Regions from separate parts of the Mus musculus genome. Here region 1 is linked to region 2. Evidence: chromatin loops called from intact Hi-C (ENCODE). Cell type or tissue: left cerebral cortex. All regions are shown on one strand. Each heading gives the region's core, and the rest is flanking DNA. Links, peaks and the distances in the headings are about the cores only. Region 1 holds the start of Trpc4 (transient receptor potential cation channel, subfamily C, member 4). Region 2 overlaps Frem2 (Fras1 related extracellular matrix protein 2).

Region 1 (5,379 bases), core at 60-5,059, 570 kb after region 2:
CCATATCTCTGTGCCTGTAACGTTGTCTCTTTCTTCTTCAGTTTTCAAAGAAAGAACTATACACATTGTAGCTCCTGAAGAGAAAACAGAAACTTTAGAGGTTAAAAATTCCTTTCCTCAAACAACAGTGATCCCAACTTCATGATCTGTTTGAAGTGTGAATAGGCACTAGATGTAACTGCCTTACCGCTGCCATTCCTTGGTTTACTTCCTGTTGCTAATTTCAAGGCAACAGTAACTTCTTCTTTCCTTGAATCAGACACAAACCTAAACTCCAAATAAACAAATCTGCTTGAGTGTAGATTCCTTTGGCCCCACTGACCTGCAGCTTAAGGACTTACAGGTTTCTTCTCACCAGACTGTTTAAATGCCTTACCTTTTTTTTTTTTTTTTTTTTTGTATAATTACCAATCATTTCATGTATCACAAGCACAGCTACGGCAATCCAGACTTGCACACGCTGCTGCTGAGGAGGGTTTGTGGTCCATTGCTCTTCCTTCCAAGGGAACACAGGCTGCTAGGAGCAAACGCCGATGATGCTGGTGTGCGTTTTGTGGTCCTCAAGGTTTTGCTTTTGCTTTCCTTTTTTTTTTTTTTTTTTTTTCTATTTTGTTTTTATTGTGGACTCACATCCACCTTTCTTATGGGAAGAATAACAAATTAGGGAAGACTAGAAAAAATATCTGTCTCTGATATCATGATAAAAAATGGTATCTGCTATGAAGAAGTAAGAGCCCTAAGAGAGCTGTGTGGATGATCTCAAGTGTTGAGTTCCTTTTCAAGCATCCTTAAACCTGTCTTAAGGACCTACACTCATGACAGCCTGTATTTTAGCAGAAACACTTCTTCAACCAATGTCTGCTCCAGGTTTGGTTTTTATACATTTACTGATCATTAAGAAAAACAGGTTTTGTGAAATTTTTTTTTAAAGAAGTAGTTTCAGTTGTACCACGCCAAACAGATGTCGATGTGTGTTTTTCTTCTTTTCTTCTTCAGTAGAAAGTAGGTTTAGATTTATTGTAAAGTTCATCTCCATGTCTACCGAGTGATGTGTTTTGCATATTTTATAAAATCCAGTGTTTAATGCTAAGACAAGAAAACTACCTTTGAAAGATGTTGACACACATTTATGGAGATCTGTAGAGGGATTCGGGGTAGGGATGGAGTTCTTCTGTTGCTCATCCAGTTTTCTGGTACAGGTTTGTTTGGTGTACTGTAAAGGCCTCGGTATTTTGTGGGACGGACTGTGGGCTGTGCTCTCTCAAAATCACTCTAGGGGTCATGCTGACCTATGAGAGGAGCAGTTAGCTCAGGAGAAAGAAAACTTGACAACTACAAACAGCATTTTGAAAAGAACAACAAAACAAAACCTTCACTCCAAAGAGTACACTCCAAAGTCAACAAAGCCTCCTTACTCTGCAATTACCCTTAAAAAACAAAAACAAAAAAACGAAACGGAAAAAAAAAAAAACCCACCTCACTCATCTGACGTTCAGAAACGCAGAGTGAGCCTGAGTCTATTAAATCTTGCTGCTGGGATGCTTACAGGCGATGGGGGGAGCTCACAACCGCCTGTGCTCTGAAAAAGAAACCCGAGAAGTGAAGGTAGGAGGGGGCTGAAGCCTTTTGGCAAACGCACTGCTAAGTTTGTCCCTTGGTCTTGAGATCACGAACAATAAAGGTGTGGCAAGTTACATGAACTTTTCCACCTCTGTACTTGGATCTTATTTTTGTGTATGAATACTACACCAAGAGATAAGCTGTATCTGGAAGCTCAAGATTAGAGTTAGAGATGCTGAGTCCGGTGGCAGACACCGTCGTTCACCAACATGCCCACCTGCAGCCACCAGGACCTCCAGCTCCTACGCTGGCCCATAATTTGGGATTAAATACGTGGGAATCTTGATTGCCAGTTGTTTAGAGGGAGCCAGGTAGGAGTGGATGGGATGCTGGGGGCTTATCATTTATTTATTGCCACTGTCTGGATTGTTGATGGTAGTGGCAAGCACATCCCTGCACTAGCAAGGCAAGTGTGACACCTTGAGGACAGGGAAGGGGGTGCCAGGAGTCCAGGGCGGCTACAAGAGTTGCCAGGGCTGGGTAGGGGGAGAGACAATTTGTTCCAATCCTTTGACCAGCTGCTTAGTATGGTTGGAGCAGGGCTTTCCAGGGTTGGGTTCGGTTGACAAGTGAAGTTTTGCATTTCTCCTGGGCTACACCAAGCCCTGATCTGTGTATGCCAAACACCCAAGACCTCCGGGTCTGTCCTGACCACCACTTAGCTGAGTGACAAGCAGACATATGGCGAGCCACCCTGCTTGCTGACTGACCTGGAGAGATGCTCCCGGGTGGCGCGTTGAGGTGTTTGTGGGTCCTTTATACCCGCTCCTAGGGAGGTGCGTGGGATGCGCATCCATTCGGGCAGACCCAGGATGGGTGGGGGCGGTCCTCCAGGCTGCTCTTTGGCCACCTTGGGAACGCAACTTTTCCGGGGGTATAGGTGGGGAGAGCATCAGTGCCTGGTGGGCGAGGCTGTCGTCCTGGGCACCCCGCCCCCTCCTGGGCTGCCCCTCCCCCGCGCCCCTGCTCTGGCTCTCCAGCATCCTCACTCCGCCCAGTTCTGTGCCAGCTGCGTGGGCTCTGGTTTCGTGCGGGTTTTTTTCCCCCTTGGAATGCTCCAAAAAACTCGGTAGCGACTACGGAAACCCCATCGGAACTGACCAGCTGCGCTAGCACCAGGCACAGCACTGGTGCTGCGCGCTCGCCGAGCCCACCTCGGTCACTTCAACCACCAGATTGCAACTTTGCGGGTAAGAGAGGGTGCAGGCTCCGCGCTCCAGACGCGGGCCTCACATCTGGGATACTGATTAAGTTTCCTAAGCCGACTGGGAAGCAGGCTCCCTGCTAGGAGGCGGGTATCCCTGGGGGCTTACGCGAGTCACCAGGGTGCAGCAGCTTTTTAAGGTTCTTCTTCTTTTTAAAAAGGTTGCTTTTTTAAGGTTCGGGGAAAGATTTTCGCGAAGCTTTCTTTGGATGACCTGGGATAAGGGGGAGTTTGGGGGTGCTTCCAGGCTCTCTCTGTATCGCGTTGTGAGGCAGGGGTGAGGACGAAGAGCGAACCCCCGGTGTGATTTACATGGTAAACAAAGGATCAGCCCTTATCCCCGCGGTGCTGGGGAGCTCGGTGCTTGTGTACAACCTCCCGTGCGCGTTTGGACGTTTGGAGAGGATGGAAATGACATGGTCCTTGGGCACGTAAGGTGAGCTCTATGACTCTCCAACGAGCTGAGGGCACGAAGGGAGGACAGCGACCGCTGTTCAGTGGGTTCATTCCCCTCTGCGTCATTTTCCTCTGTCAAGCAGCAAAAGCACTTTTAAGCTTGTGGTTGGACCAGGTTTGGGGGTTCCTAGTTCGCTTGGCAACTGAGATTCCAGCTGAACCAGTGACTCTGCTTGCTACTTGAGTAGATAGCTTGAATCCATGGCGCAACTTGTTGTTTCCAGCTGCGAACTGCCTTTTGTGACTCCAGAGAGAGACAGAGAAAGATAGAGACATGAGGGTGGAGGTGAGCTGGGCAGAGGGACCAAAGACCATGTGTCCAGTGTTCTCCAGCCACTGTGGTGTATCCCTGCCCACTGCGGTTTTTCCCAGGGGAGCATTATCATTAAATACCGCTGGCTGCTATAAAAGGTTATCAAGTTACTTACGGAGGGAGTAAGCTACTAAGCCAAACGAGTGGGAAGAGAGAGAAAACGCTGTCACTGTGCCTTTAAAATGAAATCTTCGAACAGATTTGTAAAACTGTGATAAAATAAACCACCGAGGTTCATAGGCTCGCTGGCTTTTCTCTCGTAGTCATCACAATGCAAAGTACTTAAAAATTCTTTAGGAAGAATAAAAGATTTAGCAGAGGATTTTTTTTTAAAGACTCAGACACCGAGAGTAGGAGTTGGCGGTTATGTTAACGGTGTTACGATTTGCTATTTAAAGTTATATTTGTAACGCCTACTTCTGTTCATCTGGACAGTAAACCAGGAAACATCCAGCTCTTAAGAGAAACAAAGTAGTAAGATATAGGGGTAATCCTGTCCGAAACTCAGAATTAGGATCAAAATTGAATTTAACGTGGGTAAAGTGAATGAAGGTCTTTACAATCTCTGCAAATCAATGCTGTGGTTAACCAGGATCAATCAGTCAGCCCGGGCAAGGTAAATGGGCATCAAAGGATATATGAATAACTTGGATTAAAAAGGGTAGCAAGGAGAGGGAGGGAGAGTGCATGTGCACGGTTTCAGAGAAAGACTGCAAGGAGCAGCTTTGCCTTGCCTGAACTTTGATCTGAATCTTTACACTGACTGGTGGGAGGAGGAGGAAGGATAGACTTAAGCCAAGAAAGGCAAAGGGGCCAAAAACCTACAGGTTGGTGAAAGAGAGACATCAGAGTTGCCCATGGTCCTCTGAGGGGATATATCACGAGGAAAAGATTTGCAAGTGTGAACTTAGAAAAGTTTATCAGTGTGATCTGGAAGGAGCATTCATCAGAAGCATCAGGTATCAAAGCTGGACAGGAAACAAACATCTCTTAGCTGAAGCTGCCACGCATTGATAGCTTTTGTAAGAATCTCTGATCTTAAGAAATGAAGCACATCTCAGTTTTCTTCTTTTCAGTCATTCTCAGAGATATGAGAGGGACTAGATTTATAAGGCTTCCATGTTTTAAATAATCTTATATTATTCATATTTGTGTTGCATTTATTTCTAGACAGCCAAGATGAAAAGAGCCGACGGGATGTGTAAAGTGGCTGTTTCAAAGAACCAAACAGTCTCGGGATAGATAGCTTTTCACAGAGTAGAACCTGAATCAGTTCATATTTTATAGAGGCTTGGAACCATGAAAACTGTCCGCCTATCCTTTCTGTTTAGTGGACCTTTGAAGGTCATTCTTGTTTAGTGTATGTGCTTCAAACTCCAAGAACCGCATCTAACCAAAGAGCTAAAAACCTGTCTGGTTAAGCATCCACACCCAGAGGACAGAAACGCATCATGGTTCATAACCTATTGTGTCATTTCATGCTATAATGGATATATAAGGCCAATGGGCTGTTTTTCAGTGCTCTGTGATCCTGTCTACTGGTATTTGCCTGAAGTACATGGCACTAAAACCTGACTTGCAGTAACTGGCCTTAAAAATCATTGTTCCTGAACTGAAGATGATAAGCAGAAACTACACACACACACACATGTTGCATTTTGATACCATCATTTTTTATGATACAAAATAATAAACCTTTCTGCTCATCCAGGCATCCTCTTACTATATTTTAAACCCGAGTCAATGAAGAGCTACAGTCTCTGTAATAGTCTCTGCTTGTTATTTC
Region 2 (5,379 bases), core at 163-5,162:
CCAGGGCAACCCTTAAGTTTCATCTGTCCGGCATTCAGTCACAGCAATGCAAACATGATTTCCCTTAGTGTTACTAAGATGAAGTGCCCTCTTTGTGAAGAGTGATAGTCTCTCTGTGGCTACAAGGCCTGCTCAGAGTCCACAGTGGAAGTGTAGGTTGTGTGGAGGAGCAGCCTCCCTGGCGAGCTCTGTAGGTCTGCTCTGCCTTGAACTTGACCTCAGTTTCAGGCCTCAGCAGCGTTGCAGGACCATCTTCGATAATGGCAGATGTGGGCCCACAGTGTCTTTCTGGCTTTCTTCCACCCTAGTTTACTAAATAGCTATGTGAGGTGACCCAAGGACAGTTGCGGAGTATCGCTAATATAGTCACAGGCTCAGGGAACAATAGCTGCTCCAAACATAACTTAGAAAAACACATTAGCATTCTGCTGCAAAAACCAAACCACAAAAACAAACCAAACAAAAGCAGCAGGGCAGTGAGAAAAATGTTCAGAATTTAAAAGTCTATAAAATACTTTTCAACTGTTAACTTTCTCAGTGTCAGTGTCATCCGTGGAAAAAATGAGTGCCAATCACATAGAATGGGACAAGTTGCATAATGGATAAAAACATCGCTGGTGACTGCTGAGGTGTGCTGCTTTTGCCTGTTTTCAGTGCAACGTATTCTCTGTGTTTTCAGGCACAAAGCATAGTTGGGCCTGACCCCTCCCTGACAGCCAAATGGGCACATGCACAGAGCAGAGCGCAGGGAGAGAGAGCAAGTCTCAACGGGAGGGTGTTGTCAACATCTACCGCACTCCAGAATCTTAAACAGAATGGGAACTGCAGTCCTGTGCAAGTGTAGCAAAGGAAGGGCCAGGAGCTGCTGTCCCGGCTGCAGCTGGAAAGGCCTCTTTCGAAAATTAACAAAACAAGACATTTTATGTTCCTTTCAGGTTTTCTGCACAGGGTTTCACTGGGAAACCCAGGCTGGTCTCCGACTCACAGCCATCTGCCTACCTGCCTCCTGCGTGTTAGGAAAGGGAGGTACCACCAGGCAGTAAAAATCCTATTTTTAAAATAAAAAATATTAATATCCAGAGTCCAAATGTGCCAGGGAAGAGCAGAGAGATTAGTGGGGGAACCTCTGTTGATAGGGACCTAATGTTCACAGGCCAACAGTCCAGCACAGTTTCTCAGTAGTAATTTCGGAGACAGCCCTTATATTTCTGCCAATGTGTTCCTGCCTCATCGTTCCCCTCCACAAAGCTCTTTTGTGTTTACAGATCCTATTAAGTGGGCGTTTCTCAAAGTGACATCTCTGTGTCATCAAGGGCTTCAGAACTCTACACCAACTATATTTCTGCTTCATATCTTTCCATATTTTATGGTTATAGGAAATGAAATGTGGACATGAATCAAAGTTGAAGATAATTATTTGCCGTTGACTCTTGGTTTTATTGCATAAGACAGAAGTAACCAACTAGGATTTAACATTTAATATTTTAACAAAGAAAACCCACAGAATAGACCTTTCATGTGATGTAGCAGTCAGGAAGGAATTTACAGTGAACCACAGAGCCTTCAAACTCAGTGCACAGTGTCTGATACCTAACAACTCACTGAATACATTTTGCTTATTTATTAAAGTAGCTGTCATGAGTATTTTACACCACTGTTTCAGATGACTTGTCCCCTGGGGATAAATTAGATGCACATCAGCTTATTCTAACCCAGTGACATTTGATTTTATTTCGAATTCACTGGTGATTACTTCCAATTTTGCGAATTTATTTTTTACTGGCGAAAGGTCACACTCATGCACCTTGACACAAATCTGTTGACATGATCTCTTCGTAGCCAAAAATCAGATATCAACATCTCACTAAGATTTTAAATTCATCAAGCTAAATTCGTGCTATGGTTTAATCACTAGAGAAAAATTATAAACACAGGTGAAGTGCTAATTAAACTTACTTATAAATGAAGTTTCTCCCAAGTATCCTCTGCGTGTAAGAACAATATCTAGAAATTTGGAGTCTTCGTTGATCAAGTAATACTCTTTTTCAAAGGAGATCCACGCCCAATTCAGTCGAAAATGCTGGTTGGTTAACCTGTTTCCACCTGGAAAACAAAGAGTGTGAAACCTGCCATTACTGCTTTCCTGAATGAATGGCCTTTAAAAAGTCACAAACTATGCGACTTTGGAAAGAATACTGCTGGATTTAATATGCAACTCCAGGGCACGTGCATGGAGATGGAGCTAACCTCTCAATTGACTGGTAAACATTCCTGGATGATACAATCTTTGAGAAATCCCTCCCTCTTTCAGGATTGGGGGTAGAGTTGGAAAACAGAAAGAAGCATGCAGTAGTCTGAAGCAAAAAAAAAAAAAAAATCATGAAACAAAGAGATGGGGTAGATGTGGGAAGAGTAGGGGGATGAATAAGATCAAAATACCTTGTGTTTATGTATTCTCTCGGTTGATAAAATTATTTATTTAAAAACCACTCACCACAAGGTGCCGCTGGAGAGCAGACTTCTCTATTCAGAGGCCAGCAATGTTCTTAAAAACCACACACAAAAACCTTCACAAATACCTCTTTCTGGTTCACAGAGCAATTGGGTGGAAGGCTTTAATTATAACCACTTAAAGAAAAACAAATATTCTTTCTCCACTCCCCTTCCCACTAGACTCCACTCCAGTCCTGAGAGCAAACAGACAGCCCCTTTCATTGGCTCTCCTCCCACCTTCCCACCAAAATGGAGCTGGCTGCCTCTAGGGAGAAAATGAACCTGGTGCTGGTCTCTATAATGTGAGAGCTATTCTGTTGGGAAAATGAAAGGAGTGTTATCAGCTGACCACTCCACACCTATCCCTCAACTTCCTTTGATCTATGAGGTCCATAAACAAAGGCATCACTAATTCCTTTTAAGTCTCTCTGGAAAAGAGAAAGGGGGTGGGGGTGGGGGAGCCTCAATCACAAACACAGCTACAGGCATAGTTCGAATTCTAGCTTCCTCTCTTTTGAGTTGACACAAAGAAAGCTACAGTAGAGAAATACGAGAGAGGGAGAAATGTCAAGACTCCTGTTGACCGAATGAAAATCTACACAGGGAGAAGCAATCGGGGAAGAGGCACAGGGTCTGTTTCCTCTGAAATATTTAGAAGTAAAAACTACAGACAATTTATGCTGTCGGAGGCTCGCTGAGAATCAAAGGCAACAGATCATGCGGCTGAAGCTGTGAAGGGATTGCTTCCTCATCGTTTGACATTTAACTCACCTCAGCCTCTTCAAAAGTTCCTACAAGACGCACGCAGGAAGCAAAAGGACGCTCTGTTACCTGACCCTGTGAGCCTTCCATGGGAGTTTTGCTCCCAAAGAAGTCAAAATAGATTTGAAAGGAAGCATCGACTATAATAGTTCCCATCATTGCCCCAGACGCAAAACACTCAAGGAGTACTCTATTGTACTACGTCAAAGCACTATCAAACCTTTCAGCCACTACACAGTAGCTACAGGGCTGAGGCTGGAACTACTCGCAGCACTTGCCTGGTGTGTGCAATGGATGTCTGGGTGAATCCCCAGTACTGCTGAGTGGCTGCACCCCACAAAAGTCAATAAACAGGAAACTCTTGACATTGTGATGCAGAAGCAGCAACATGTGCTGTGGACACTGCTATGTCGAAAGAACTGCACACACAAGGTGATTTCATGCTTCAAGGTGATGAGGCTATGGACACTTCTGTCTTTCAGTTCATTTCCAGTTTGTTATTTGTTCGTTTGTTAGTTTGGCTTTTGAGGTGGAGTCTTACTATATAGTGCAAAGCAGCAGATTTTGAACTTGCAATACTCTTACCTCAGTCTCAGGAACACGGGGAAACACCCACCCCCATTCATCTTTTTAGTATTTATTTTAGTACTTTATGTGTATAGGTGTTTTGTACATAAGTATGCATATATCTATGGAACTGGAGTTATAGGAGCTTGTGAGTCACCATGTGGGCGTTAGAAACACCACCATGATCTGTTGCCATGCCACAGGGCCAAAGGATGAGGGCCAGTTATTCGAATCAACCAGAGTAGGCTGTGCTCTTACGATGGTTATCTCAGGCTCTTTGTTACAGCAGAGAAAAGCTGATCTAACCTAGTACATAGGTCATGAATAGCTGGAAAAGTCTGAAGGCTCTGATCTGAGGAACGGGAAAAGAGATGGAAGCAGTAACTACCCGACTTAAGCAGTTCCCATCTGTTCACAGACAGGAATGTCAGTGCGCCATCACTTGCTAAGAAGGGAAACATCCAGCCATATCTAACCCCTTGTTGTTGTGTGTGTGAACTTGTGCAGTGCCCCAAACTACCTGTAAGCACCACCTGCCCAGGAAGCAAGCAACTTCCTGGGATGCTCGGAGTTGTCATTCTTGGAAAACAACAAAGCCTCATGGGAGAGTGTGGTGGCCTACAGGGTTGTTCCTTCTAAATCCTTGCAACACAGGCTCAGGGACATTCTCAGGCCCTGACTAAGGTCCATCTCTTGGTCAGGATTTAATATTTAATGAAGCTTGCTTTGAAGCTGACCCGGAATGGTAGAGTTGGTTTTCCTGGTGAATCTAAGGATTGCTACTTAGCGGCAGGCTTCGCATGCTGCATCGTCTAAAAACCCTCACAGTTCCGCTCGCCTAGACAATGTCTATTTCTCCAAATTTGACAATATTTATACCACTTTACAGCTTGACCGTCTTTCCTGAAATAGTCCAAGAAATATTGATGCCTGCTAAATACTATGCATTGAAGAGTATTGGGTGGTATATATATATATATATATATATATATATATATATATATATATATATATATTGGGTGGTATATATATATATATATATATATATATATATATATATATATATATATATATCACTCTGCCCCACCCCTGAGTGAATCAGGACACCCCAGCAAAAATTAGCACTTGTAAGTCTCTTTGTTGGATTAGCTTTACTCTGCCATCCCTTCCACAGTCTCATTTCCTAAATATACGTTATTCCTTTATCTAATCGTTTTCTGTCTCTTCCCACTCTAACTGCTGGTCTAGAGGGCAGGCAGGCAGTTAATTTTGCTTGTTGTTAGGAAAACAAGCAAGCAAACAACAAACAAACAAACAAACAAAACAAAAAAGAACTCTCTTGTGCCTCATTTACCAGGTCATATGAATTTCTAAATAAGGGTTACCTATCACTTTCAGTACTGAATCCTTTAATTTAAAATATAGTTTTAAAAGACAGATCTCAAACATCTTTCATTTTGGAAAAGGTACCAAATTACCTGTTTATCTACAGGTCTGAATTTCATATGGCTAAATAAGTATGGTCACAGGTCTACCCAGCACTTTTGAGATTTCATT

What was found. Peaks named below come from ENCODE experiments on the same cell type or tissue, not always from the same donor. Only the 100,000 strongest peaks of a DNase experiment are listed, where the experiment ranks them.
Region 1: it touches region 2 in a loop (2.4-fold over the local background); 5 of 42 quality-filtered maps call a loop at or near these places.

What each region holds. Positions count from the first base shown.
Region 1 is chr3:54,153,450-54,158,828 of GRCm38, forward strand. It overlaps Trpc4 (transient receptor potential cation channel, subfamily C, member 4), which reads left to right and starts at 2,608. Exons shown (of 11, transcript NM_016984.3): 1 at 2,608-2,810. In left cerebral cortex, for the core only: CTCF peaks have their summits at 1,518 and 2,048; DNase peaks (open chromatin) are centred at 1,598, 2,034, 2,348, 2,634 and 4 more places; H3K4me3 peaks cover 3,685 bases; H3K27ac peaks cover 2,438 bases.
Region 2 is chr3:53,587,759-53,593,137 of GRCm38, forward strand. It overlaps Frem2 (Fras1 related extracellular matrix protein 2), which reads right to left. Exons shown (of 24, transcript NM_172862.3): 3 at 1,957-2,103. Among named protein-coding and RNA genes, the nearest start is that of Frem2, 67 kb to the right of the region's middle. In left cerebral cortex, for the core only: a CTCF peak has its summit at 2,497 (motif pointing right); a DNase peak (open chromatin) is centred at 2,527.